Regions from separate parts of the Homo sapiens genome. Here region 2 is linked to region 1. The links are chromatin loops, found by intact Hi-C in ENCODE. Cell type or tissue: heart right ventricle. All regions are shown on one strand. Each heading gives the region's core, and the rest is flanking DNA. Links, peaks and the distances in the headings are about the cores only. Region 1 overlaps NCOA3 (nuclear receptor coactivator 3). Region 2 holds the start of LINC01754 (long intergenic non-protein coding RNA 1754).

The links. A loop is a pair of places that touch in the nucleus more often than their neighbours do. Peaks named below come from ENCODE experiments on the same cell type or tissue, not always from the same donor. Only the 100,000 strongest peaks of a DNase experiment are listed, where the experiment ranks them.
Region 2: a loop joins it to region 1, with 3 times the contacts of the local background. A loop is called at or near these places in 24 of 110 quality-filtered maps.

The regions. Positions count from the first base shown.
Region 1 is chr20:47,600,862-47,615,938 of GRCh38, reverse strand. All of the region lies in intron 2 of NCOA3 (nuclear receptor coactivator 3), which reads right to left. Among named protein-coding and RNA genes, the nearest start is that of NCOA3, 110 kb to the right of the region's middle. In heart right ventricle, for the core only: no CTCF peak of the experiment used is centred there; a DNase peak (open chromatin) is centred at 5,271; H3K27ac peaks cover 2,688 bases.
Region 2 is chr20:47,397,783-47,412,859 of GRCh38, reverse strand. It overlaps LINC01754 (long intergenic non-protein coding RNA 1754), which reads left to right and starts at 716. Exons shown (of 3, transcript NR_146496.1): 1 at 716-790. RefSeq lists enhancers at 1-65, 2,263-2,452. In heart right ventricle, for the core only: no CTCF peak of the experiment used is centred there; no DNase peak of the experiment used is centred there.

The sequences.
Region 1 (15,077 bases), core at 2,272-10,271:
TGATCCACCCGCCTCAGCCTCCCAAAGAGCTGGAATTACAGGCGTGAGCCACCACGTCTCGTCACAATTACTTTAATGTAGAATAGTAACAATGAGAATACCTTTCAATGCTATCAAAATCTAACGCTATTTCTATATTATATGGAAAAGTCCAAAGTATATCCATGATAAGATTTAAAATGAACAAGTATCTTACAACAACTGGATAGAATGTTTCCTATAAATACTATAGGCCTTTCTATACGTAACATTCAAGCTATGGAACATGTTGAAGCTTAGACATCAACAGAATATATAATAAATTGTTAGAAAATGAACTTTCATGGAATAACTAACTAATTAAAGCTGAAAAGCAGCAAAGAATTATACCTGCTAGCTCAAAAACCATGAAAATTTTGGTATATGGCTTAGCAGCACTAATCAGCTTTCCTTTTGGTTATTTGGGATTAAGACAGGAGGGAAAAAGTTTGATTATACACAGCAAATTAGCTAAATGGACAAGGATACAGGAACTACGCCCTGTCCAAAAGGAAAAGATATCAATCAACACTACCAGTGTTCATTAGGCAAGCAAGAAGTTATTTTGAGGGACCTAAAAAAAGCTATAGTGTGCCAAAATAGCAGATGGGTTATCCAGTAAATCTAAATTGACATAGAAACCAACTAAAATATTTTACTTTTCCTAAATTAATAAGGGAGAAATAAGGAGATAATTTTGTGGTAGTACAATACTAGACATCTCATATATACTGTAATTTATTTACCATGACCCTCCAGAGTATGTATTACTATAATAGTCCCATTTTACAGATAAGGAAATGGCTAACTTTCCACTAGAGCACACACAGATTCTGGATGGCAGAGCTGGAACTACAATATTTTTTCAGACTTCATAACCAACAAAATATGTATCAAATGTTTCTTGGGCATTTTATTCCCCACCACCACCAAAACAAGCCATTTGTACTACTGAATCACACTATAGCCAACCAGTTAGCCAGAAAATTTCTCAGCTTATCAGTAAGAACACTGAGAGGTTATGACAGCCATAGTTTAGGGGCATGCAGTATTAGGGACAGAGGCAAGGAGTTGCTCAAGCTCAGCAGATACTAATGCTCCCCTCAAGTACCTTACCTAACCATTACCCACCGATGTCACTAAACTGCCCTTCGTGGTGGTCTAATATTACCCATAACCCTTACTTCCACTTGAGATGGTCAATGGCTCACACAGCAAAAGGAAAATTTGAGATCGACATATACAAACTATACCTTAAAATGGTCAGTCAAGTATTGTTATTCTTTGGTTTGCTATCATTAAATGGTGGAGCCACTTGACTATCCCAGCAGCAATTTAGTTTATCTGTCAGGCTTGTTTCCCTAACTTATACAAGGTATGATTAAATACACTAATTAGAGAGAGGTTTGGTGTATTTCTTGAGAATCACAGTAACTTATGGAAATTTTTTCAAAGAGCTATGGATCTGAACTGGTTTATTAAAAACTGCTTCAAGCACTATGCAAAAGCAGAGACTGCTCAAGTCAATCAGAAAAAACAAGTTCTTGGGAAGAATGAGACAGTCATACATAAAAGTTCTACCCAAAACTGAAATTCCAAATTCTCAAATTCCTAATCAGACAACTTAGAAAATAACCACTACTAGTTAACACAAGGGCTTAATCTTACAAGGTTTTTTTCTCTACCCTAAAAATATCAAAAAGTTTCTTAATCTTCTTTCTTTCAATCCGTCATTCATACCCTTACTAATAAAATAAGAGGAGCTCCAAGAGAACTGGTACCACGGAGAAAGGACTGAAGACAAATATAACGTGTGTAAAGGACAGGGGAAGGCAGGGAAGAGCTTTTATAACGTGGAACTGTTATAAAAGCTTCCTCCTCAAGTGGATGACTCTTCCAGTTAGTATCTCCTCCTACCTTTGTTTCTTTCAATGCTGGTAAGGAAGTTAAGAGCTGTGAGGAGATAAGTAGGAGGGGAAAGAAAAGAAAATTTTTTTTAATTTTTTTTTTTTTTTAAGACAGAGTCTTGCTCTGTCGCCCAGGCTAGAGTGCAGTAGCGCAATCTCAGTGCAACCTCCGCCTCCCAGGTTCAAGCGATTCTCCTGCCTCAGCCTCCCGAGTAGCTGGGATTACAGGCACCCACCACCACGCCCAGCTAATTTTTATATTTTTAGTAGAGACGGGGTTTCACCATCTTGGAAAGGCTGGTCTTGAACTCCTGACCTCATGATCCACCGGCCTCAGCCTCCCAAAGTGCTGGGATTACAGGCGTGAGCCGCCGCGCCTGGCCTACTTATTTATTTTTCTTTTGCTTCCTCATCCTCTGTCAGAGAGGGAAATTTTTTATATCCTTTTGTTTTGTGGCTGATAATTTGCTATTATGTTTTGTAGGATAAAGTATAACACAATCCTTTTTTTTTTTTTCAATTTAATTCCATTTCAGCTCAAACGTTTTGCATGCCCAGAATCATTTTAGCCCCAGAAAACAGGGATAAATGTCACTACCAATTACTAGAACTCTCAGGCTAGCAGAACAGGAAAACAGAAAAACAATTAAATTTGGTAAGTGTTAAAAAAAAAAAAAAAGAAGGAATCGTTTGAACACAATGAATAGCAAAGCTAGGAGCCTACAGTTTTTAGAAACAAAACATACACATGGTATCTACAAGAAACTACCTTGGTGGAGATGTATACAAGAAAACAGTACAACTTCAGTTCTTGGTAATTTCTTCTCCACTATCTTTGCTTTATAATGCCAGCATATTGAGTGAAGGGCTAGCAAGAAACAATAAAGTAAAACATCCTATTTTTAATATATAAATTGAACAGAAAAGCATCTGAATGTAAATTATTTTATGCGCAAGGTTCCATTCTCTCTTCCTTCTTGCACATTTATGTTCCAGTTTAAACCTGATGAAGTTGAATTTAAACATAAACTCCCCAGAGACTAGAGTGCTAGAACTGGGCATACCAATTAGCCAACTCAGGTGTTAGTTGCAACTGGAAACTTGCTGCCAAGAGACTTCTCAACCTCTACATGAGCAACAGAGTTGAAGTTCACAGATAATACACTGTACAGAGGGAGTTAAGGGAGCCAATTCCATCCATATCCAAATCAAGTTACCCTCTCCTGACAGCATACTAACTAGCCGGGTAACTCTTTTGTTTTAAAGGTTACATTGACTTCTACAATTTAATACACTGAATCTATCTCATATATAAGAACAGACTTAAGTCTGAGCTTCATAAACCTGAATTTGGCTTCAGTTTAAACAACCTGTTACCAGTCATACTTCTTCCTCATCAATCACCACCAGCAACCCCAAAATGATCTTTATACTAAAAGTTTTTAATAAAGGTAACTGAAACATTTCCTTTATTTTTAACCTTAAGTCACTAATTTTTTTTTAATCTTTCCCACATCGCTTTTCCATCTAGAATATTCCTGCCCTTCAAGATTAATTTGTCACCTCTGGTAAAACCATCCCCGACTCTCCCAATTAGACAAAAGTTTTCCCTTCTTTATCCTAAGCATTTTCCATATTTTTACTATAACATTTTACATATTACACTATTTCTGTCTCTGCTTCCTACCTTGTAAGCTCTAAACCATTGTGTAAACTTGTATGTAACTCTATTTTTTACAAATTTTTTTTTTAACTACCACCATTCCTCTTCTCTTTTCAAACTCCAGTTCTCCTTTGCTTTCCCATCAGCTGTACTTTTGACCAACTCCACATCTTCTTAAAATACAGAGAAGGTTCTCCTTTTACAGAGGTAAAAAGAAATAATTTGGCTGGGTGTGGTGGCTCACACTTGTAATCTCAACACTTTGGGAGGCCAAGATGAGAGGACAGCTTGAACCCGGGACTTCAAGACCAGCCTGGGCAAAGTGGCAAAACGCCGTCTCTACAAAAAATACAAAACACTTAGCCAAGCGTGGTGACGCACACCTGTAGTCGCAGCTACTCGGGAGGCTGAGGTGGGGGTATCACCTGAGCCCAGGAGGCAGAGGTTACAGTGAGCTAAGGTTCGCGCCACTGCACTCCAGCCTGGGTGAAGGGAGTGAGACCCTGGTCTGGAGGGGCAGAAGGAGTGGGGCTTTTTTATTTTGTTTTGTTTTGTTTTTGAGATGGAGTCTCGCTCTGTCACCCAGGCTGGAGTGCAGTGGCGCAATCTCGGCTTACTAAAACTTCCGCCTCCCAGATTCAAGCGATTCTCCTGCCTCAGCCTCCCAAGTAGCCGGGATTACAGGCAGCTGCCACCATACCCACCTCATTTCTGTATTATTAGTAGAGTCGGGGTTTCGCCATGTTGGCCAGGCTGGTCTCGAACTCCTGACCTCAGGTGACCAACCTACCCCAGCCTCCCAAAGTCCTGGGATTACAGGCATGAGCCCGGCCGAGGAGGAGATTTTTTAAACCCCAGTATTGTGTACCATTTTTTACCTCTGGGGTTTGTAGTTTAATTTTCCTTTGACAGACATAAGTATCTCTACATCAAAAGTAGTACTTATACCTAAGTTTGTCCCTGTGGCATATAATGAAAATAAAAACAGCAGAGGAAGAAAGAGATAAATAAAAACCAAGGGTTTTAGCCATGCTAAGGTAAGTGAGAAAGAACTGGATAAAGAAGAGTGGTGAGGAGGGACAGTGGGTATGTGCACAGAGCAGAAATGAAATCTGATATAAATTAAATTAATAAGCAATAAAGATGTAAAGGAGAGATGATCACAGCATATGCCCCATTCTCTTCTAATCTATTCTTTCCATCTACCTCACAGAGGAAAAGACAGTATTGAGAAGTAAATGTTAAAGCTTAAGAGATGACAACATTAGCCACCTGGTAACCAAACAGCTGAGAGCAGCAAGGATGGTACATAAAGTGTACCATGGTACACTAAGTAAACAATGAAGAGGGGGAATGGTAACCATGGTCAAATGCAAGACAGATAAATATTCCTAAACCAGAGTGCCTGTAGAGTAAAAAACAAAATAACAAACTTCCCACTATAGTACTAAAGTTAGCCCTGTCCAGCAATATCAAAAATAGAGGCTACAATGAGTTTGTTCACCTGCAACACTGATGTTACAAAAATTAAGACTGTAGAAATAAATGTAAAGCTAATAAAAGACTTTTGGGTTGATTTTTCAAAGAAAAGATATTGAAGGTAGAACAGAGAGATGTCCTTCTTATAAAGCAAAGAGGTTGGAGCAGATCTGTAACTCTAGCAACACGACACGGCAAGTCTGACTCACAAGACTTCCTGAATAGGTCATCATCTGTACTGCTGCTTAGTCTGTGGCTCAGTCCTTTTTTTCCTGACCTCACAGCTTATTACTCTTCAGTAATCATTAAATAACTTTAAATTCAAAAGAATCCTTTTTTAAAAATGTTTCCGGGCCAGTTTCAGTAGCTCACACCTGTAATCCCAACGCTTTGGGAGGCTGGGGCAAGAGGATTGCTTGAGCCCAGCAGTTTGAGACCAGCCTGGGCAACATAGTGAGATTCTGTCTCTGCAAAAAACACAAAAATTAGCTGGGCATGGCAGCATGTGCCTGTGGTCCCAGCTATTTAGGAAGCTCAGGTAAGAGGATCACTTGAGCCCAGGAGGTCAAGTCTGCAGTGAACCATGATCACCGCACTCTGGCCTGGGGGACAGAGCAAGATCCCGTCTCAAAACAGTAACAATAATAATAGTTTCCATATCCCTAGAAGTTATGTGTCTGATAATAGAATTTGTCTTTTCAAATAAATCTCTAAAGCCATTATTCATCTGATGACAACAATACAAATAATGAATAAGAAAATATATATCAAAAAGTTAAAAAATAAAAAAAGCTTTCAACATTATTTGCTTTCTGGAGGGTGGGGTAGCACTGGTAAAAAGGTTAAAAGGTATCAGAACTGAAAACTCAATAAAACCCTTGACCCTCTCCATTCCTCTCCAAAAAATAGCTACCGTCTTATGTGGAGCTAAACATTTATACCATTAGGTCAAGATTGCTTCAGGGAAGAAATGTGCAGTAAGCAAAAATATAAAATACTGCAAAGAGGAGGAGAAGTACATCATTCAATTTAAAATACAACATTAAAAAATAAAAATAAAAAATAAAATACAACATAGCTTGGTTTTTTCTTTGTTGCTATTCAAATGTTAGTTTCATGATCCATAACTTTTTTTTTTTTTTTGAGACGGAGTCTCGCCCTGTCACCCGGGCTGGAGTGCAGTGGTGCAATCTCGGCTCACCACAATCTCTGCCTCCCGAGTTCAAGGAATTCCCCTGCCTCGGCCTCCTGAGTAGCTGGGACTACAGGTGTGCACCACCACAACCAGCTAATTTTTTTGTATTTTAGTAGAGATGGGGTTTCACCATGTTGGCCAGGATGGTCTCAAACTCCTGACCTCGTGACATGATCCATAACTTTAAAGAACTTTTTTTCTGTACTTCACAAAACCTGCCTATCCATGTCTAGTAAATGAAGCTGGGGGCACCTCATTATTATTAGAGAATATCTGAGGCAAGAAAATTTTATTACGAACTTCTGTAAAATCATCCATACACCTAAACTGGTTAAAACCAAAACCTACTTCACCAAGTATCTTAAGAGTGGTCACTGTTCAACATATCGGGTGTCATCCACATAGAAAAAGGAAATAGTATCCCCTATGCTAAGTGCTTGGGGTAGATGAATTGTTGATCAAAACAGGAATTTTTTTGCCTTCAAGGAGCTGATGACTCGGTGTGAGGAATTAACAAACTAGTAAGTAGATCATCAGAAATTGTATTATATGCTACAAAACGTCTTTATTTAAAATTAATGGCCGATTTGTGATTCAGAAACAGAAACAACTGAGTACCAGACATATCCTATAATGTTATACAGCTGTTCAAAGTCCTAAATCTCTATAGTAGATATGTTTCTTACTAATAAAAGAAGTAGATTCAGGTTAACAACTAAATGCCCCTGAAATTGGCCAAACTTCAGATTGGTTAGCTCAGACCTCCTCCGTATTTAAGCAGCACAGAATAGAGGCAGCTGTAGCAGGAACTGGGTGTGCTACAAGATACCAAATACAACAAGGTGAAAGGTTTAAGTCAAATGCTTCTAGAGTTCCAACCAAATTCACTAGATTTCAAGCCTTTTGATCTCAGGATTCCTTTACCTCTTAAAAACTGGAAACCTGTAATAACTTCTGCTATGTGGGTTATGTCAGTATTCACCATATTAGAAATTAAAACTTAAGAAACATTCACCTTTTTTTTTTTTTTTTTTTTGGAGACAGGGTCTCAGCTCTGTCACCCAGGCTGGAGTGCAATGGTGTGATCACGGCTCACTGTAGCCTCGATCTGCTGGTCTGAAGTGATCCTCCCACCTCAGCCTCCCGAGTAGCTGGAACCACACGCATGTGCCACCATGCCCAGCTGATTTTTTTAATTTTTAGTACAGACCAGGTCTTGCTATGTTTCCCAGGCTGGTCTCCAACTCCTAGGCTCAAGCAATTCTCCCACCTCGGCCTCACAAAGTGTTGGAATTACAGGCATGAGCCACCAAGCCGGACTCATTCACTTTTTTGGTTTATTTGTTTTGTTTTGTTTTTTGAGATGGAGTTTTGCTCTTGTCACCCAGGCTGGGCTGGAGTGCAATGCCGCAATCTTGACTCACTGCAACCTCCACCTCCCCAGTTCGAGCGATTCTCCTGCCCCAGCCTCCCAAGTAGTTGGGATTACAGGTGCCCGCCACCATGCCCGGCTAATTTTTGTATTTTTAGTAGAGACAGGGTTTCACCATGTTGGCCAGGCTAGTCTCAAACTCCTGACCTCAGGTGATATACCTGCCTGGCCTCCTAAAGTGCTGGGATTACAGGCATGAGCCACTATACCTGGCCCTCATTCACTTTTTAAAGCCCATCATATATTAACATAAATAACAATTTTTGCAAAAAACAAAACTTCTGAAACAATGAGAATTATAAAATAATTAAAAACATATATTTGCATATAATTACCTGACTTAATAGAAAACAGTTATTTACTTCTGCATTCAATCCGGTGCAATGTTATCTTGATTTAAGGATATAAAGAAAATCTGGCCTCACAAAGACATGTACTTGTAAAAGGAAGGACTATTTTAATAAACTTTTATAAATAATTATGGATATTTCTTGATATTACACTAAAACAACTGGTAATTTCTTAAAGGTGAGTTTTATAGGAGAGAAAAAAATAATTTTTCCTCTACCCTATCTGAGTTCTAAGTTGGGTCAGACCCCTTAACAAAAGACAAATTAACAAGAGAAAATCAGAAATATAATAAATATATCTCATGTATCCATGAGAGATACCCAGAGAAATGAGTAAATCTTTTCATTTCTAAGAGGTGGCTTAGAATTCAGACTTAAATATCATCTTCAGCTGAAACAAATAAAGAAGGGCACAGGGGCTAGGGAGCAATAGTTATGGAGAGGTGACCAAGAAAAGCATGGTAAACAACAGTAAGGCTTGTTATACAGATTTAAGTCTATGCCTTCTCCATTAGTAAGTTTCTAGTGATTGAGTCATCCTTTTCCTGGTAATGAGGAAGACACCCTTACAAGGGAGATTTCCTTTATAGATATAAATTTTCCCTTACAAAAGGGTAACTTCTACTCTGTTTTCAGAACTTCTCCTGTGTCTGCTTCTCAAAATAATCCTTACACCAAACAGGCATATTTTAGGGTGGTATATTCTAGTCTCCTACAGTTGCAAAGTGGAATCTGAAACCATATAAATGAATTTTCATGCTGTCTCATTAAAATGCATTGGATCTAACTTGCACTCTGAACAGATCTTTAACCCATGCATCACTGTATAATCAAACACCGGGTCATTTAGATAATACTGGTTCACTGAGTTAAAGTAGATCTTTCAAATGCTGGTACATTTCATTACACAATTTTTTTAACCCACATTCATTAATGTCACCACCCATCTCATCAGGAAAGTAATAAAAGGCTGTTATGCTCATGGTGGCCGATTCAAGTTTACTTACTTATAATTTCACTTGAAGCTCAAATTTTATCACTGTCAACCAATACAGTCAGATGTTTTCCCTGTAGTGACAGGTTCACCTCACTCAATTTGAAGACAGTCTCCAAATAACCAAGACTCAATAGCCATGGTTTGTCACTCATCCAAGTAAAAATGGTGTTCCATGAAAAAAGTGGGTACTTCAGTTCACAACGCAAACTGCGCAAGTGCTTTTCCCGGAGACAGCCATCATACTTTGGCAGGCAGAAGTCTTTGTGCACATTTTCCATTCTCATCACACAGAACATTAAAACGACAGTACTTAAGGGTACAGTGAAAGGTACTTAAGGAAAAAAGGGAATGAGGGCCAGGTGTAGTGTTGCTGCTTCATCATGGACAATCCTCAGTGGAAAACTGATTTTTTTTTTTCTTTATGAGCTCCTGGCAGTGAAGAATGCAATGTCTACCTAGGAGCGGAGTCTGGCGCCACTGCCTTAATTCATGGTAAGGTGTCAGCAATTTTATGCATCACCGCATTTCCACCATCGGTGCAAACACCAACGGGATGAAAATAGCAAATAACACATTAGCATTATTATGAGAATAGTCTTAACCATGTAGAACCCTTAAAAGGTTCTCAGAGACTACCGGGAGTCCACGCACCACACGTTGAGAGCCACTATATTAGATTAAGGTTGGGGCTGAGAGCCTGAAACTGGGTCTGGCTTCTCCAAGATACCCCACGTTCATGTAATAAATGTTTTAGGGCCAGGAGCAGTGGCTCATGCCTATAATCCCAATACTTTGGGAGGCTACAGTAGAGGGTCACTTGCCAGAAGTTCAAGACCAGCCTGGGCAATGTGGCAGGACACTGTCTCTACAAAATACAAAAAAATTAGTCAGGGGTGGTGGTAAGTAAATAAAGCAAGTAAGCAGATAAGTAAGTAAATAAACAGATGCTTTAGTATCTACTATCTGCAGGCCTATATAAACAAGCCATGTTGTGAGATCAAAAGAACATGGAGACTTCCTGAAAGGATAACAGAGAAATGCTGCTATCAATCAACACCACCTTATCCCATTGCTCCAAATATAATAATGACAGATAAAATACGAATTTTGTATTAACTTCAAAAGACACAGTTACGCTCAAACATGACAAATATATTTGTGGACCATGACAGAGGGGAAATATAAAGCAATAAATTAATAACTCCATGAACCCAACTGAGCTCCAGGACAAGAAACAAGCAAAGGCAGTCAGGAAATGAAATCATGCACAAGATAAGAAAACCAAAAGCAAGGCTCACAGGTAAAACGAAAAAATCTCATAGGTAGAAACCAAACAAAAAACTCATGAAAGGAAGGTGAAAAAAGGTATTATCAATAGCTAAAGTTATTATTTCAAACTGCCACAGGCAGTTGTAGAGGAAATAAAAGGTACTCTAAATAAATAAAAGGTAATATATACATAATAATAATATATATATGTCTCATACACACACACACACAAACAAAACCTAAGTAATGCATATCACCAACATTGCAATAATATCTCAGAATTAGAATCCTAGATCTAGACTGAAAGCATGGTGTAAATGTATGAAGGCAACAAAAACAGAGGTATAGGTGGCAGGGAGACATACAGAAAAGAACACCAAAATAAAGGGAAAAAAATTATTTCCCACTCAGCATATAAACCATAAACTAAAATCCTAAAGTGTATTTAAAAAGTGAACTAATGGGCCAGGCGTGGTGGCTCACGCCTATTATCCCAGCACTTTGGGAGGCCAAGGCGGGCGGATCACGAGGTCAAGAGATCGAGACCATCCTGGCCAACATGGTGAAACACTGTCTCTACTAAAAATACAAAGATTGGCCGGGGGTAGTGGCATGCGCCTGTAGTCCCAGCTACTCAGGAGGCTGAGGGCAGGAGAATCACTTGAACCTTGGAGGTGAAGGTTGCAGTGAGCCGAGATCTCGCCACTGCACTCCAGCCTGAGTGACAGAGCAAGACCCCACCTCAAAAAAAATAAATAAAAATAAAAAATAACTGAACTAAGGAAGATAGTCAAGAAATTCATCAATATCAAAAGATGAATTCAATGCTTAATAAAAATCTTGAAATTGGTTTAAAATAAATGTTTATGATCCTTAATGAGATAAAGAATTGGCCAGGCACAGTGGCTCAAGCCTACATTGCCAGCACTTTGGAAAGCTGAGGTGGGAGGCTCACTTGAGCCCAGGAGTTTGAGACCAGCCTGGGCAACATAGCAAGCTCCCATCTCGATTTTTAAAATAATAATTGAAAGCCATTACGAATGATAAAAAGAAACAGAAGAATAAATGGATGTTAAAAGAACTATAAGCTTTCACGAATTATAAATAATTTGAAAAGATAGTATCATCAATTATCCACAGCCAAACTCTAGACAGACATGGGATACTTGTCTGAAACCAAGAATCAATAGACAAGGTTAATTCCTAAACTGGACACACAAGCACACATCATTAGTGAACAAGAAAACAACGAATCCAACTTAAATGAAGCATAGTGAAGAGGGGAAAAGAACACAGACTTAACAGCTGATTTGAGCTCAGCATGACCTTACCAAATTTACATCTCTGAAGCTCAATTTCATCTTCTCTAAAATGCACATCCATCACCTTTACAAAGTTGTTGAGAGGATTAAAAACCACAGGTAAAACAAAACCTCAGTGATGTCTGGCAAATGGTAGGCTCTCGAAAAATGGCTCCCTCAAGAACTGTACCATTTACAGACAGAATCAAGGTAATTAAGAAAAATGGAATTTGGCCTCTTAACTACAAACAGATCTACAACCTAGTTTACAAAAAAAGATATTTGTGTTTTCTAATTCCTATATTACTGATACAGACAGGAGACAGGGAAATACTGGGTAGAAGAAGGCAGTTCCCTGGCAAAGGCCCCACTCAAGCCTGAAAACCCATGACCCTAAATGAGAACAAACATTCCTGTTTTCATGCCTAAAAGTTGCCTTTTGACCCACCACGCCCCCATATCCTGTACCCATATAAACCCCAAGCCCCCGGCTCCACAAGGAGACAAACAGAAGAGCAGAAGAATGGCAGAATGGCACGGCAGAGAAAGAAGAGAAGGAACATCTGAACACCAAGAGGAGTTCGGCTGAGGACGGTCAGAGAGGAGATGGGCCACTGGATGGCCAAATTCCAGGGGAAGATCATTTTCCCACTCCATCCCCTTTCCAGCTCCTCATCCATCCAACTGACAGCCAACTCCATCACTCAATAAAATCCCCACATTCACCATCCTCAAGTCCGTGTGTGACCTGATTCTTCCTCGATGCTGGACAAGGACCTGAATACCAAGAAGGCCCTGAGCTGTTTAACACTTAAGCCGTCCATGGTCGGCAAAGCAAAAAGAGCATACTGTAACACATGCCTACTTGGGCTTGGGGAGTTGCAGACTCCCACCCCTGGACACTCCCATGAGAACAGAGCCCAGGGGCACTCGCCCCAGATCCTGCACCTGCCTGCACGCATGCTCCTCCTCCCAAAAGGGGTTTGAGAGCACGGAACAGATGAGCCACAGCCCTGTCGCACGTCCTGTGAGGGGGGTCAGGGAACTCTCCCATTTAATTAGCTGAATAAATTAAGCAAATTGTCTAAATCTTGGTGCCTACAGGAGAATTTAAGAGATGTCTCTTGAGAAATACTAAATTCTCAAAGATGCTAAGATCTTCAAATGAAGTTTTGGTAGTGGTCTTGAATTGTTCTTATGGCACTTAAAATGTTTTCTAAAAACCTCTCTGATATCATACACTTCTCTGTCAAAAGAATTTGTAGAAACGGAACTCTTATTAGGAAAGGCATTTGGGTTACAAGTGACTAAGGATTACTTCTTCCTTGAAAAATCATGTTAACGTTCATAACTTATCGCTCTGCAATTTTTTTTAATCTAAAGACACTGGCAATTTAGCCTAAAAAAAACCCTTCACTATTCATCACTCTTAATAAGATGGCTTCCTTTCCAACTGCCAAAAGGAAAATGGAAAGAAACTCAGGCTTCTCATATTTCAAATAAAATTAAGAGAGAGCTATTTAAGTATGGAAACACCAACAGTTTAGATGGTACCTTCACACCACAAACTAGACTTATCAAAAACCTAAGTAAAAATTCTCATACACAAAAATAAATTTCAACTTTCTTCTCAGCGCCTAGGAATCAAAGCCTTAAACTACTGAATCATGTCTGGAAATGAAAAGACAGTAGGATTACAGCTGTGCATGGCCAATTTATCTTCTGAAGTCAAAGCATTTCTCCTGTTACCTTGCAGCAAGTCAATGTGATCTGCATATAAATATATTAAATGGTCACAGTATCTGAAACCTATACCAACCACAAAAGGTGTTATTTTAATTAACAAGTTGGCAACATTATGAGCTTTACAGTTTTATTCTAGAATTCTTTTTGAATTATCACAATTTAAAGAAAATTTTTAAAGGCTAAGAACTCAGACTAACAATTATGCCATTCCAATTCTATTTATGTCACCCTCCAGTAAAATAGCCCTATAAATAGCTTGGCAAAGAGAACAGCAATATAACAATAGTTGGTTTAGAAAAAAGTTAATTTCTACCATTTAGTCTTCTACAACAGGACAAAATTTTATGGTAATGAAATTAAAGAAGGGCCAAATCAAACACTATATAACAAAAGGGCTATCTGGAATGTGTTACATTATTTGTAATAGCACAGAAACTATAAAAGATAAATTCCATGTAAATGAATGAAGTAGCCTGCATTGCTGATCTTCCAAATGCTTGTGTACTCATATAAGTTTAATATATTGAGCTCATTAAAGATTTACACTTAGTTTCTTATATTAATGATAAGCAATACATGATGGAAAATATATTTAAAGCTTAGGAACATATGTTGAGCATGTGTGCACATGCAAAGCTTTCAAAGTTGCTTTAAAATGTGAAAATGAATATGGCTCCCCCTGTTATCCTTGATAAATGTCAGCTGTCATGTACTCATGTCCAATACATACTATTTTTCACAGAGCAGAGACCCAGAAAACGCAATTTTGAACCCACCAGCTGCATGTAATGGTTATACATAAGCAAATTCTATTTGAGGTCAGAAGTTTAAAGGTTTTCAATATCAACTTCTAAATAATGCAGGCTTTATATGTTAAATATTACACAGATTCAAAAGCATACTCCAATTAGAAGTTTTTGGAAACAGACAAAATCGTAAGAAGGCAATTACTCTAAAAGTTTGGCACATGAGATAGGCTCATTTATAACAGTGATACAAACTGGACTATTTGTACAGCAGTTCACCTTTTATTAGATTATTGAGCTGATATTTAGGCTAATTCTATTTCTTAATTAAGTTACAAAATTAAGTACTATAAAGCTATATTATTACCGATCTAACGATTTTCATGTCTATATCTGAAAGCTTAGCAGAAAGTAAACCGCCATAACCTTTGGTCTTTGCTATGGTTTGAATATAGTTTATCTCCACAAAACTCATGTTGAGGCTTGGTCCGCGATGTGGTATTCGGAAGTGGTGCCTTTAAGAGGCAAGTAAGTCGTTAAGATGGATTAATGCCTTTCTCACTCCCTTGAGTTCTTGCTCCCACAGGTTTGGACTAAAGAGTGGGTTGTTACAAAGTGAGACCACCTCTTGTGTTGGTAACTTTGCACATGCCTGCTTCCCCTTCCTCTTCTCCACCGTGGTGTTACGACATGGCACAAGGCCCTCACCAGAAGCTGACCAGATCTCAGACTTCCCAGCTTCCAGAATCATGTGCTAAATAAACCTTTCTTTTATAAACTACCTAGTTTCTAACCCTAGAAGACCAGAACACTAGAACAGAACACCAGAAAGCAGACTAAGACATTCTTTGACTTTAATAATAAAATACAATTATCAATAGGAATTGTCTTTTGAAAGCATCCCCTGTATAGTATGTGACCTATACTTAAAATAAATTACCTTTTACAGTAAGTTGTCATATGAGCAACACTAA
Region 2 (15,077 bases), core at 3,588-11,587, 200 kb after region 1:
CTCACACACACATCTGTTTCTCTTCTTCTTCTTCTTCTTTTTTGAGAGAGTCTCACTCTGTCACCCAAGCTAAACTGTAGTGGCGTGATCTCAGCTCACTGCAACTTCCGCCTCCTGGGCTCAGGTGATCCTCCCACACTAGTCTCTTTTTTATTATTTTGAGATGGAGTCTCATTCTGTTGCATAGGCTGGAGGGCAGTGGGGTGATCTCGGCTCACTGACACCTCCACCTCCCAGGTTCAAGTGATTCTCCTAACTCAGCCTCCCAAGTAGCTGAGATTACAGGTGCAAGCCACCACGCCCAGCTAATTTTTGTATTTTTAGTAGAGATGGGGTTTTGCCATGTTGGCCAGCCTGGTCTTGAACTCCTGACCTCAAGTAATCCACTTGCCTCAGCCTCCCAAAGTGCTGGGTTTACAGGCATGAGCCACCGCATCTGACTGTTTTTCTTTTCTCTTGAGGCAAAGTCTTGCTCTGTTGCCCAGGCTGCTGGCAGTGGCATGATCACAGCTCACTGCAGCCTCAACCTCCTAGACTCGAGCAATTTTCTCACTTCAGCCTCCTGAGTTGCTGGGACCACAGGTGCACGCACCACCCCCTGGCTTTTATTTTTTTATTTTTTTTATTTTTTGGCAGAGACAGTGTCGCCTTATGTTGCCCAGGCTGAACACCTGTGTCTCTTAACCTAAGAGCTGTCTCCAGCACAGGATGCAAGACAGCCCCAAAAAAGTGTTAGGGACTTAAAGCCACCAGAAGCTTTTCTTAACCAATGGAATACAGGAGTCAATGGGTAAGTACCCCAGCTTCTCAGTTCCCTGGAGGGACAATTGTGATTTGGGGTTTTTTGGGTTTTTTTCCTACCTACATCAAAAAAGGAATGCAGAAAATATGTCCACCATATATTCTACAGCTCAGGGAATTTTTTTTTAAGACTGGATGAGGGCCAGGCGCGGTGGCTCACGCCTGTAATCCCAGCACTTTGGGAGGCCGAGGCGGGCGGATCACAAGGTCAGGAGATCAAGACCATCCTGGCTAACACGGTGAAACCCCGTCTCTACTAAAAAAAAATACAAAAAATTAGCCGGGTGTGGTGGTGGGTGCCTGTAGTCCTAGCTACTCGGGAGGTTGAGGCAAGAGAATGGCATGAACCCGGGAGGCAGAGCTTGCAGTGAGCTGAGATCACGCCACTGCACTCCAGCCTGGGCGACAGAGTGAGACTCCATCTCAAAAAAAAAAAAAAAAAAAAAAGACTGGATGAGGCTCTCTAACCCAGATGCATACCAGGTTTTGAGGCTCAGAGCTTAGTGAAACTAAGCCTTGTGTCCCACAAAATTCTGATGCTCATGCAAGAAATATCCAACTGGGGAGGATACTCTGTCCGTGGACTGATTTGCCCAGGCACAAATTCAGGCTGAAAATAGCAAACTAAAGTTAGCCGAGATGTTCTGCCTTGTGGCCTCCTTCAGGAACATCCTGTCCAGAGGAAAGGATATTTAAGGAGAAAGGAAGCAGCACAAGTTCGACTCAGCCAAGAAACAGAGGAAGGACATCCCAAGCACGAAGTGGGGCACCAGTCTGTGTTCCAGCGAGAGGTGGGGGATAAACAACCATGAAACATCTACTGTGTGTGTGTATTCATGTATTTTACAGATATTCTCTTCTCTCACTTTGTCCTTTATGTTTTTAATTTTCCTTAAACTTCTTGTTCTCTCTGTTCACTTACACATTGGTTTTTGTTTGTTTGTTTGTTTGTTTGTTTGTTTGTTTTGGGACGGAGTCTTGCTCTGTCGCCCAGGCTGAAGTGCAGTGGCATGATATCAGCTCACTGCAACCTCTGCCTCCGAGGTTCAAGTGATTCTTCTGCCTCAGCCTCTCAAGTAGCTGGGATTACAGGTGCCTGCCACTACACCTGGCCAATTTTTGTATTTTTAGTAGAGATGGGGTTTCACCATGTTGGCCAGGCTGTTCTCCAACTCCTGACCTCAAGTGATCCGCCCACCTTGGCCTCCCAAAGTGCTGGGATTACAGGCATGAGCCACTGCACCCAGCTTACTGATCTGATCGTGGAAGCACAGTTGGTCAGTGCATTTTGCTACAATGATTTGGGGTTTGTATTTGGAGACTCATTTGCAAGAAATATAGGCACATCCTAAACTAGCCTGAACAAAAAGTTTGGAGGACATCAGGTGAACCTGAACCCAGGGGCTCAACATGGCTGGTTTCCATTTCTCTATCATCTCTCGGTTCTTCTCCAAGTTGGCTTTCCTCTCCTGTAGCTTTGCCTACCTGCTGGTTCTGGGGTTATTTCTCACCAGCACAGCAACACCAATGGAAAGGGAAAATACCCCTGACAATAGTTCCAAGAACAAACTGAGGAGGGCTTCGTTGGCTCAGTCTGAGTTACCATAAGCCAATCACTTAGCCAGGAAGATATAATGTTTTTTGGGGTTTTTTTGGTGGGGAGACGGAGTTTCACTCTTGTTGCCCAGGCTGGAGTGCAGTGGCACAATCCCGGCTCACTGCAGCTTCCACCTCCCGGGTTCAAGTGATTATCCCATCTCAGCCACCAAGTAGCTGGGACTATGCCACCACACCCAGCTACTTTCTTTTTCTTTCTTTCTTTATCTTCTTTTTTTTTTTTGTATTTTTAGTAGAGATGGGGTTTCACCATGTTAGTCAGGCTGGTCTCAAACTCCTGACCTCAAATGATCCACCTGCCTCAGCCTCCCAAAGTGCTGGGATTACAGGCGTTGAGCCACAGCACCCGGCCAAACCATTTGAAAGTATACAATTCAGGCCGGGCACAGTGGCTCACACCTGTAATCCCAGCACTTTGGGAGGCCAAGGTGGGCAGATCACGAGGTCAGGAGACCAGCCTGACCAACATGGTGAAACCCCATCTCTACTAAAAATAACAAAAATTAGCTGGGCATGGTGGTGCATGTCTGTAATTCCAGCTACTCAGTAGGCTGAGGCAGGAGAATCGCTTGAAGGGAGGCGGAGGTTGCAGTGAGCTGAGATCATGAGACTGCACTCTAGCCTGGGTGACAGAGCGAGACTCAGTCTCAAAAATAAATAAATAAAATGAAATAAAGTATACAATTCAGTGGCCTTTTCTTTTTCTCAACAGTGAATTTTATTTATTTATTTATTTAGACAGAGGCGAGGTTTCCCTTTGTTGCCCAGGCTGCTCAAACTCCTGGCCTCAAGTGATCCTTCTGCCTCAGCCTCCCAAAGTGCTGGGATTATAGGCATGAGCCACTGCACCTGGCCTGTCCCAGTAATATTTGTTGAAATACAAAATTGATTTTCTTCAATGAATTACCCTGGTGACTTTGTTGAAGATAATTTGGCCATATATGTGTCAGTCTCAGCTGGGCTTTCTTTTTCTTTCTTTTTTTTTTTTTTTTGAGACGGAGTCTTGATCTGTCTCCCAGGCTGGAGTGCAGTGGCGCATCTCCACTCACTGCAAGCTCCACCTCCCAGGTTCACACCATTCTTCTGCCTCAGCCTCCCAAGTAGATGGGACTACAGGCGCCCGTCACCACGCCCGGCTAATTTTTTGTATTTTTTTAGTAGAGACAGGGTTTCACGGTGTTAGCCAGGATGGTCTCGATCTCCTGACCTTGTGATCCGCCCGCCTCGGCCTCCCAAAGTGCTAGGATTACAGGCGTGAGCCACCGCACCCAGCTAGCTGGACTTTCTATTCTCTTCCACTAACCTATTTGTCTATCCTTCTTTATTTTGTTTTTTTATTTTGAGATGTGGTCTTTCTCTGTTGCCCAGGCTGGAGTGCAGTGGTAGGATTATAGCACACTGCAGCCTTGACCTCTTGTGCTCAAGCAATCCTCCTGCCTCAGCCCCTCACGTAGCTGGGACCACAGGTACATGCCACCACACCCAGCTAATTTTTTGTAGAGATGGCATCTTGTTGTGCTACCCAAGCCGGTCTTGAACTCCTGGGCTCAAGCAATCCTCCCACCTCAGCCTCACAAAGTCCTGGGATTACAGGCATGAGCCATCATGCCCTACAAATCTTTCTGTTACCTTTTCAAATATGTAAATTGTCCATGGATACCCAATCATACAACACAATTGCCCTTGTTCATACAAGTATTTTCTGAGTCTAATTTGTGCCAGTCATTGGGCATACAGTGGTGCTCAGGACCCAGCACCTTCCCTGGCCTCATGGAGCTTGAGGTAGTAAACATCTGCTGGTTTTGCCTGCTCAAAATCCTCCCTGCTTCAAGCAACAACTTCCTCCTCTCCACTGGAAAGCCACTGCCCATCCACTCTCACCCCACGTGTTCAGAGAAGGCTGACCTCAACATTCCCTTCAAAAGGTGGATGCATAGGCCAGGTGCGGTGGCTCATGCCTGTGATCCCAGCACTTTGGGAGGCCGAGGCAGGTGAATCACCAGGTCAGGGGTTCAAGACCAGCCTGGCCAACATAGTGAAACCCTGTCTCTACTAAAAATACAAAAATTAGCCAGGCATGGTGGTGCACACCTGTAATCCCAGCTATTCAGGAGGGTGAGGCAGGAGAATCGCTTGAACCCAGGAGGTGGAGGTTGCAGTGAGCTGAGATCGTGCCATTGCACTCCAGCCTGGGCAACAGAGCGAGACTGTCTCAAAAACCAACAAACAAAAAAAGGTGGATGCATGATCCAGGTTTGGCGACATTTTTCTAGACCTGCCAGTAAGATGTAGTTTTCTATACTCTGGTTTTTGAAGTTGGGGAGCTACAGGGGGCACTATTGCCTGAGATTCTCCTCCTGAGAAGCCAACATGGAGGACATGAGGGTCTCCAGGGGGAGATCAACAAGTACTTACCCTGTGGCCATCATTCTGGCTGTGCCTGAAGCTCACGAGGCTCCTGGGATTTCCAATTCTATGAGTCAATAAATTTTGTTATAATTATAATTCTGTTTATCTTTTTACTTTTTTTTTTTTTTTGAGACTTTTTTTTGTCACCCAGGCTGAAGTGAGTGGTGCAATCTCCGTTCACTGCAACCTCCGCCTCCCGGGTTCAAGGGTTTCTCCCTGCCTCAGCCTCCCGAGTAGCTGGAACTACAGGCGCGTACCACCATGCCTGGCTAATTTTTGTATTTTTAGTAGAGATGGGGTTTCACCATGTTGGCCAGACTAACCTCAGGTGATCCGCCTGCCTCGGCCTCCCAAAGTGCCGCGGTGTGAGCCACTGCGCCCAGCCTTACCTTTTTACTTAACACCATTTGAGTTGAGCCTACTTGCCCTCTGCTCAATATAAAAGAGTTAATGCAGGCAAAAAGGACAAAGGCTGGGTCAACACAGGCATCTTGGGGCAATTCCTTGGCCAACTTTTGAGGCAATGGTTATGAATTCCCTCCTTTGAAGGCCTCTGTCTAGCCCCTCTATCCAATCAAATAACAAGTCCCTAGAGAACAGTATTTTTCACACTGAAGATTATGACCCACTAGTGAATCATGAAGTGAATTTATTGGGTTACAGCCAGCACTTTTTAAAAAAAGAAATAGAAAAGAATACAAAGAATAGAAAATATCAGAGGGCATTCCATGTTGCAAGCCTAAGTATTGTTAATAAAAATGTTTCTGTTGTGTGCATGTGTGTACTGAGTCACCATGTAAAATGTATTTGTTACTGTGGGACACGGTCGAATAGGCTGGAAAACCTCCGCTGTAGAGCAATCCGTGGCAGACTCTGTGGGCTGCCCACCCAATAACCCTCCCTGCCTTTCTCCTTGCTGAGAGAATTATGATTTTGTCCAATACCCCTCCCTGCCTTTCTCCTTGCTGAGAGAATTATGATTTTGTTAAGGAATGGAAGCAGCCATGTGTTTATAGGGAGGTTGAGCTGTGTGGAATTATGGGTGGGGGCTAAGCCTCTTTATAGCCCAGGGAGTGAGTGCTGTTGTTGTTGTTGTTGTTTTGAGACAGGGTCTTGCTGTGTCTCCCAGGATGGAGTGCAGTGGCACGATCATAGCTCACCACAGCCTCCACCTCCTGGGCTCAAATGATCCTCCCACCTCAGCCTCCCAAGCAGCTAGGACTACAAGTGCACACCACCACCACATCCAGGTAATTTTTTAAATTTTTATTTATTTTATTTTTTTGAGATGGAGTCTCGCACTGTCGCCCAGGCTGGAGTGCAGTGGTACAATCTTGGCTCACTGAACCTCCACCTCCAGGTTCAAGCAATTCTCCTGTCTCAGCCACCCAAGTAGTTGGAATTACAGGTGTGCGCCACCATGCCCAACTAATTTTGCTATTTTTAGTAGAGACAGGATTTCACCATGTTGGCCAGGCTGGTCTCGAATTCCTGCCCTCAAGTGATCCACCTGCCTCGGCCTCCCAAAGTGCTGGGATTACAGGCATGAACCACTACACTTGGCCTATTTTTATATTTTAGAGACGGAGTCTCAATATGTTGCTCAGGTCTCAAACTTCTGGGCTCAAGGGATCCTCAGAGAGTGAGTTTTAATCAATATAAGTCAGTGGTTCTCCAGTTGTGAATGCTGAATCCTCAAGACCTTTCCAAGAGGTCCACAAAGCCTTCTTTTTTGCAACAACATACATGTATGAGACCAGAATTTCTGTGTATTTAAAGCAAAACAGAATATCACAATGGGTTGAATGCAGAAGCAGGCATGAAAATCCAGCTTCTTCTGTTAAGCAGACATCAAAGAGATAATAGCAAAATGCAAAACAGGGCCACTTTGCCACTTGGAGGCCAAGGCCAGAGGATCGCTTGAGTCCCGGAGTTCAAGACCAGCCTGGGGAACACAGAAGGACCTTGTCTCTATAAAAATTATGAAGTAATTAGCTGGATGTGGTGCTGCAAGCCTGTGCTTCCTGGTACTCAGGATGCTGAGGAAGGAGGGTCGCTTCAGCCCAGGAGGTCGAGGCTGCAGGGAGCTATGATTGCATCACTGCACTCTAGCCTGGGAAACAGAGCAAGAACCTGTCTAAAACAAACAAACAAAGAAACAAACAAAAAATGCCATGCTTTGCACTATTTTTTGTCTTGCAAAGTATAGCTATTTTTCATAAAAAATTATTTATGTTACTATGTAAAGGATAATTTTGAATGAATAAATACATGTTTAATTTTTTTCACTTTTAACTTCTAATATAGCAAATATCAATAGACATAACCACATAAACCAAAGCTCTTTGGAGTCATTAATAACCTGACAACAGCTTTTTTGTCTCATTTTGTTTTGTTTTGTTTTGTTTTGAGACGGAGTCTCACTTTGTCACCCAGGCTGGAGTGCAGTGGCATGATCTCGGCTCACTGCAACCTCCGCCTCCCAGGTTCAAGCGATTCTCCCGCCTTAGCTGCCCGAGTAGCTGGGATTACAGGTGCGTGCCAACACGCCCAGCTAATTGTATTTTTAGCAGAGATAGGGTTTCACCATGTTAGCCAGGCTGGTCTCAAACTCCCGACCTCAGGTGATCCACCCACCTTGGCCTCCCAAAGTGCTGGGATTACAGGCATGAGCCACCGTGCCTGGTCCTGAGACAACCATTTGAGAACACTGACCTAAGCCACTCATGCTTGTTTCCTTCGACTTGCCAGTGATTTTATTAGGAATGTGATGCAATTCTAGTAAATAAGATTTAAAGTTAGCTGAAGACTTCCGAGGAAGTTTTCCTGCTAGAAAAATAAAAAAGAAGAGCAGCATGGGAGGAAACAGGTTCTCTTCTTCTACTCCACTGGATTAATGTGTATGTGATGTGCCTCCTGGAGCAGTGGCAGCCATATTACAACTATGAGGTTACAAGGTTGAGAAAAAAGCCGACACACTGAGGATGGCAGAGTGAAGAGATGGAAAGAATAAGGTCCTTTAAGATAGTGTTGAGCCTCTATCCACCAGCCCAGGACCACCTATCTCTGGATTTCTTGTTCTGTAAGATAATAAATCTCTCCCCACAGATCATAAAATCTATAAAGCCAGAGTTTTTCTTGGATTTTCAGGAGTGGTGAGGGGGTTGATCTGTTTTATTCATTGCCATATCCCCAGCACCTAGAACAGGACCTGGAATATAGTAAGTGACAGGAAAATGTTTGTAGAATAAATGAATGACTCCTTAAAGATATTCCTTGTTGTATTTTGTTATTCTTGTTACTTATAGCCAAAACACCGTGTGTGTGTGTGTGTGTGTGTGTGTGTGTGTGTGTGTGTGTGTGTGTGTATCTTGCTGTGTCACTAAGGCTGCAGTGCAGTGGCCTGATCATGGCTCACTGCAGCCTTGACCTGCTGGACTCAAGTGATCCTCCTGACTCAGCCTCCCAAAGTGCTGGGATTACAGGTGTGAGCCACTGCTCACAGCTCAAAACATTTTTAATTGATTCAAACGTCCAGCCCTACTCCAATTTCTGCTTATGGGAATTCTTTTCAGCCATCCTCCTCAGTAAGCCTTTCATCAAACAGTGTCTCAGCCCAAGTTGAGCATGCCCTAACTTTTTTTTTGAGACGGAGTTTCGCTTTTGTTGCCCAGGCTGGAGTACAGTGGCGTGATCTCGGCTCACCGCAACCCCTGCCTCCCAGGTTCAAGTGATTCTCCTGCCTCAGCCTTCCGAGTAGCTGGCATTACAGGCATGCATCACCATGCCCAGCTAATTTTGTATTTTCAGTAGAGACAGGGTTTCTCCATGTTGGTCAGGCTGGTCTCGAACTCTCAACCTCAGGTGATCCGCCTGCCTCAGCCTCCCAAAGTGCTGGGGTTACAGGCGTGAGCCACTGCGCCCAGCCACGCATGCCCTAATTTATAACCTCACAACACCATGGGGTTATATCTATTTCAGAACTTGTCACTTTTTTGCGGGGGGCAGGGGGTGGCTGTCTCTTTGGTCTATTTCACTAGAAGTGGAGGTCAAAGGCTTATTAGTTTGGGTAAAATCTAGGCTGCTATAACAAAGAGACATTAAGTTTAGTGGCTTAAACAAAATCAAGTATATATCTCTCTCACTAACAACCCAAGTTAGGAGGTCCTAGGGTAGCAGGGAGGCAATGGCCAGCTTCAACACACAGCTTCAATCTCTGGGTCGAGGTACCTGCTCTAGGTCCTGCCATCACACCTGCATCCTGGCCAGTGGAAAATGGCAGAAAAAGGGGCAAAGGGAGAACATATCCATTCCTTTTAATAGCATGACCCATTAAGTGATGATAAAGTGTGTCAGAGCAAAAAAAAATAGCATGACCTAGAAGGAACATTTATCATTGTTGCTTATATCTCACTGACCAGAACTCAGTCACATCAACACTTAGATCCAAAGCAGGCTGAGAAATGTAGTCATCAGGCCAGGCACAGCAGCTCACACCTGTAACCTCAGCACTTTGGGAGGCCGAGGCAGGCAGATCACCTGAGGTCAGGAGTTCAAGACCAGCCTGGCCAACATGGTGAAAACCTGTCTCTACTAAAAATACAAAAATATCCAGGCATGGTGTTGTTGGGTGCCTGTAATCCCAGCTACTCAGGAGGCTGAGGCAAGAGAATTGCTTGAACCCAGGAGTTGCAGTGAGCCAAGATCACGCCACTGCACTCCAGCCTGGGTGGCAGACCTAGACTCTGTCTCAAAAAAAAAAAAAAAGAAAAGAAAAAAAAAAGGAAATGTAGTCATCGGGGGCCGGCCATGGTGGCTCACCCCTGTAATCCTGGCACTTTGGGAGGTCAAGGTGGGCAGATCACCTGAGGTCAGGAGCTGGAGACCAACCTGGCCCACGTGGTGAAACCCCATCTCTACTAAAAATACAAAAATTAGCCGGGCGCAGTGGCCGGCACCTGTAGTCCCAGCTACTCGGGAGCCTGAGGCAGGAGAATCACTGACCCGGGAGGTGGAAGTTGCAGTGAGCCAAGATTGTGCCACTGCACTCCAGCCTGGACAACAGAGTGAGACGCCGTCTCAAAACAAAAAAAGAGAAATGTAGTCATCAACTGGATAAACATGCACCCACCTAAAACTCATAACTTCTGTTATTAAAGAAAGAAGGGGAAAAAAGAGATATTAGTGCTGAAACAGCTGTCTCTGCCATAATACTCAGTTTGATTCATCCTTGTACCCTCAGAGCCTCAGAAAGGCTTGGCACATAGTGTTGAGGAAAAATTTAATGAAAGAACAAGGCCAGGCGCAGTGGCTCACACCTGTAATCCCAGCACTTTGGGAGGCCGAGGCGGGTGGATCGCGAGGTCAGGGGATCGAGACCATCCTGGCTAACACAGTGAAACCCCGTCTCTACTAAAAATACAAAAAATCAGCCAGGCGTGGTGGCGGGCGCTGTAGTCCCAGCTACTCGGGAGGCTGAGGCAGGGGAATGGCGTGAACCCGGCGGGCGGAGCTTGCAGTGAGCCGAGATTGCACCACTGCACTCCAGCCTGGGAGACAGAGCAAGACTCCACCTCAAAAAAAAAAAAAAAAAAGAAAGAAAGAACAAATGAGAAAGAACAGAACCCAAGAATCTTGCTTTTTTTTTTCTTTTTGAGACAAGGTCTTATTCTGTCACCCAGCCTGGAGTGCAGTGGTGCAATCACAGCTCACTGCAGCCTCGACCTCCTGGGCCCAAGCAATCCTCCCACCTCAGTGTTCTGAGTAGCTGGAACCACAAGCACGCACCACCACGCCTGGCTTCTTTTTTTTTTTAGACGGAGTCTGGCTCTGTCGCCCAAGCTGAAGTGCAATGCCGCGATCTCGGCTCACTGCAAACTCCACCTCTCGGGTTCAAGCGATTCTCCTGCCTCAGCTTCCCGAGCAGCTGGGATTACAGGCACCTGCCACCACACCCGGCGAATTTTTGTATTTTTAGTAGAGACGGGGTTTCACCATAGTGGCCAGGCCGTTCTCGAATCGAACTCCTGACCTCAAGTGATCCTCCCACCTCAGCCTCCCAAAGTGCTGGGATTACAGGCGTGAGCCACCACGCCCAGCATTTTTTTTTTTTTTTTTTTTTTTGGTGGAGATGCGGTCTCTCTACGTTGCCCAGGATGGTCTCAAACTCCTGGGCTCAAGTGATTCTCCCAATTAGGCCTCCCAAAATGTTGGGATTACAGGTGTGAGCCACAGCCCCCGGCCAAGAATACTACTCTTGATGGATATACCATTAATCTGGAAATCAAACAGAAACCAGAAGAGACAATATTAGCTCATGAACACAGCCAGTCGTGTTGGCTCATGCCTGCAGTCCTAGCGCTTTGGGAGGCAGAGGCAGGAAGACCACTTGACCCCAGTAGTTCAAGACCAGCCTGGGCAAAATGGCGAAAACTCTTCTCTACAAAAAATACTAAAATTAGCCGGACATGGTGGTGCGCACCTTTAATCTCAGCTACTCGGGAGGCTGAGGCAGGAGAATCTCTTGAACCCAGGTGGTGGAGGTTTCAGTGAGCCAAGATCGCACCATTGCACTCCAGCCTGGGCGAGAGAGACTGTCTCAAAAAAAAAAAAAAGGCCGGGTGCAGTGGCTCACGCCCTGTAATCCCAGCACTTTGGGAAGCCAAGGCGGGCGGATCACGAGGTCAGGAGATGGAGACCATCCTTGTTAACATGGTGAAACCCCGTCTCTACTAAAAAAATACAAAAAAATTAGCTGGGCGTGGTGGCAAGCGCCTGTAGTCCCAGCTACTGGGGAGGCTGAGGCATGGGAATGGCGTGAACCTGGGAGGTGGAGCTTGCAGTGAGCCGAGATTGCGCCACTACACTCCAGCCTGGGCGACAGATTGAGACTCCGTCTCAAAAAAAAAATAAAATAAAAGACATTGTGCACTTTAAATATACCCAGATCCTAAGATCCTAGCACAGTTGGAGCCAGGTGCTCAAAGATGTCTTCAGAATCTTCTAGTCCTTCATGCTGTCAGCGTCTTCTGTGAGGCTTCACTCTCAGTGTGGTGAGAGGGGCCAGCAGTCTCAAGAAAGGCGTGTCTCTGACAGTTTCAGCAGGAAGTGGTAGGAAATGAATCCTCTGATTGGCCCAGTTTGGGTCATGTGCCCAGATCTGACCAATCACATTGGCCAGATGGATGAAGCCCTCCGATTGGCTAGGTCTGGGTCACATGTTCACATCAAGCGTTGAGAGATCCAGATCTGGAGTAGAAGAACGAAAGTGATTGGCAAGAGTCTGCTCAGCAGGAAAAGCTCTACTGATCTACTCCATAGCTCCCTCTCTGTCTGGCTCCTGTTTCATTCTTCCCATTACAAAAATCCAGGGAAACTATTGGGCAAAGGCAGAGTCTCCTCCAAGGGCCTCAGTTGCTGGGCAGGCAAAGACCAAATGGTCTTTTCTTTAAGGGGGCGGGGTGCTATAATCACTTATATTAATTATTCAACCACATAAATTAACTTCCAGGACTCTGGATATATTTCGGGGGAAGAGTCTAAATAATTCATATTTGATTCATAATACGTGCATATTCTAATACCAGATAATTGGAAAATTATACACCAGAAATACTGTTCATGCAAATATGCATTGTTACTCTCTGCATAAAGGAGGCATTGCAGGCATAATTAATAATGATGGTGCCATAATAACAGTAAGTCTAATTCTGTGTTAAATTCTGTTTGATTATAATGCATTAAATCTATGATTTAACGGTTTTATACATGTACATGCACACGCATATAATTTTACAAAAAATCATAAATGTGATCATATCATATATGTTGGGGGAAAGAAAGTTTTTGTTTTTTGTTTTTTGTTTTGTGAGATGGAGTTTTGCTCTTGTCGCCCAGTCTGGAGTGCAATGGCACAATCTCAGCTCACCGCAACCTCCACCTCCCAGTTTCAAGTGATTCTCCTGCTTCAACCTCCCGAGTAGCTGGGATTACAGGGCCTCACCACCACGCCCAGCTAATTTTTACATTTTTAGTAGAGACGGGGTTTCACCATGTTAGCCAGGCTAGTCTCGAACTCCTGACCTCTGGTAATCCACCCCTGCCCTTGGCCTCCCAAAGTGCTGGGATTACAGGCGTGAGCCAACATGCCCGGCCAGGAAGTTTCTTCTAGAGAAATCTTTTTGGTTTTTCTCTTTCTTTTTTCTCTTGGCTTCTCCTTCCCTATTTCTCCTTTTTCTCTCCCGTTCTCACCTCGGGTTTGTATGCTCCCATCTTTTTCTCCATGCCTAGGTAATTTTATACAAATACACATATACAGCCAGGCTCGGGGGCTCATACCTTTAACCCCAGCACTTTGGGAAGCCGAGGCAGGCGGATCACTTGAGGTCAGGAGTTTGAGAACAGTCTGGCCAACATGGTGAAACCCCGTCTCTACTAAAAATACAAAAATTAGCCAGGTGTGGTGGGCTCCTGTAATCCCAGCTACTCAGGAGGCTGAGGCATGAGAATTGCTTGAACCAGGAGGTGAAGTTGCAGTGAGCTGAGATTGCGCCACTGCACTCCAGCCTGGGCAACAAAGCAAGACTATATCTGGAAAAACAAACGAACAACAACAAAAAAAACAAATACACATATACATACATATTTGGATACACGTACATGTATATGTAAGTATAGACATGCAAACATACTACATACACATTGAATACACAGGAGTTTATATAAATAGCATCATGTTATACTCATTTTTCTGTATCCTCCTTTTCTCATTTAACACATCACATTGACATCCCTCCAGGCCACCTGGCAAAGAGCATTTTAGTGGCTGTACAATATTCTGTGGTGTGGCTATACCGTGATCTATTCAGAAACTCTGTAAGGATGGATATTTACTTTGTTTGCCATTTTTGCCAAGATGAACAATATTGCACACATCTTCTTGCACATATATTCTTACATATTAGTTCCCAAGAGTGGAACTTATCCCATGGAAATGTTAAAAGGCCTTGCCCAAAGGCTGTAACAATAATGTATTAGGGTTGCCGGGCGCGGTGGCTCACGCCTGTAACCCCAGCACTTTGGGAGGCCGAGGCGGGTGGATCACATAAGGTCAGGAGTTTGACACCAGCCTGGCCAACATGCTGAAGCCTGGTCCCTACTAAAAATACAAAAAATTAGCCACGTGCGGTGGCGCATGCCTGTAATCCCAGCTACTCGGGAGGCTGAGGCAGGAGAATCACTTGAACCTGGAAGGCAGAGGTTGCAGTGAGCAGAGATGGCACCATTGCACTCCAGCCTAGGCAACAAGAGAGAAACAATGTCTCAAAAAAAAAAAAAAAAAGCACAATGACGTAGAGCCAGGCGAGGTGGCTCACGCCTGTAATCCCAGCACTTTGGGAGGCTAAGGTGGGTGGATCACCTGAGCTCAGGAGTTTGAGACCAGCCTGGCCAATGTAGTGAAACCTCATCTCTACTAAAAATACAAAAAATTAGCTGGGCATGGTGGTGGGCACCTGTAATCCCAGCTACTCGGGAGACTGAGGCAGGAGAATTGCTTGAACCCAGCAGGCAGAGGTTGCAATGAGCCGAGATGGCGCCATTGCATTCCAGCTTGGGCAACAAGAGCAAAACTCAGGTCTGAAAAAAAAAAAAGTATTAGAGTTTTTTTCCTTATGGCCACCAGAAATAACTGTTAAGGTTCTTTGTTTTTCTTTCTCTCCTTCCCTTCCTCTGCCTTCTGTGTCTCCTCCCCCTCTCCCTCTTCCTTTCCCTTCTCCTTCATTTAAATTAAGGTGAAGTTCACATAAGGGAAAATTAACCAAAGTGGTATTTACCACATTCACAATGCTGTGTAACCACCGCCTCTATCTAGTTCTAAAACATTTCTATCACCTCAAAAGGAAACCCCATACCCACTTCAGCTGTTTGTGCAAAGGCAAGGTCATTAAGCATTGAGTGGCAGCCAGAAGGACTTGGCAGAATACAGGCATGGATAAATTGGCTAATTTTAGTTCACAAATGCTGCATTTTAATAACCGTTAATAACTCACATAGTGAATTACTATTAAGTCGCCCCTGGATGCATATAGACCTGAAGTGAGTTCTGGCGGTGTCTGTCATTCAGGGACAAGAACTGAAAGGAGGACAAGAGATTTCAATATTCTAGAACACTGTGGCTTCTGTGATCTTTCTTGTGACAGATACAGCCTACTAGCTACGCCAACTACCATCCCTAACCTGTGACTCTTTTC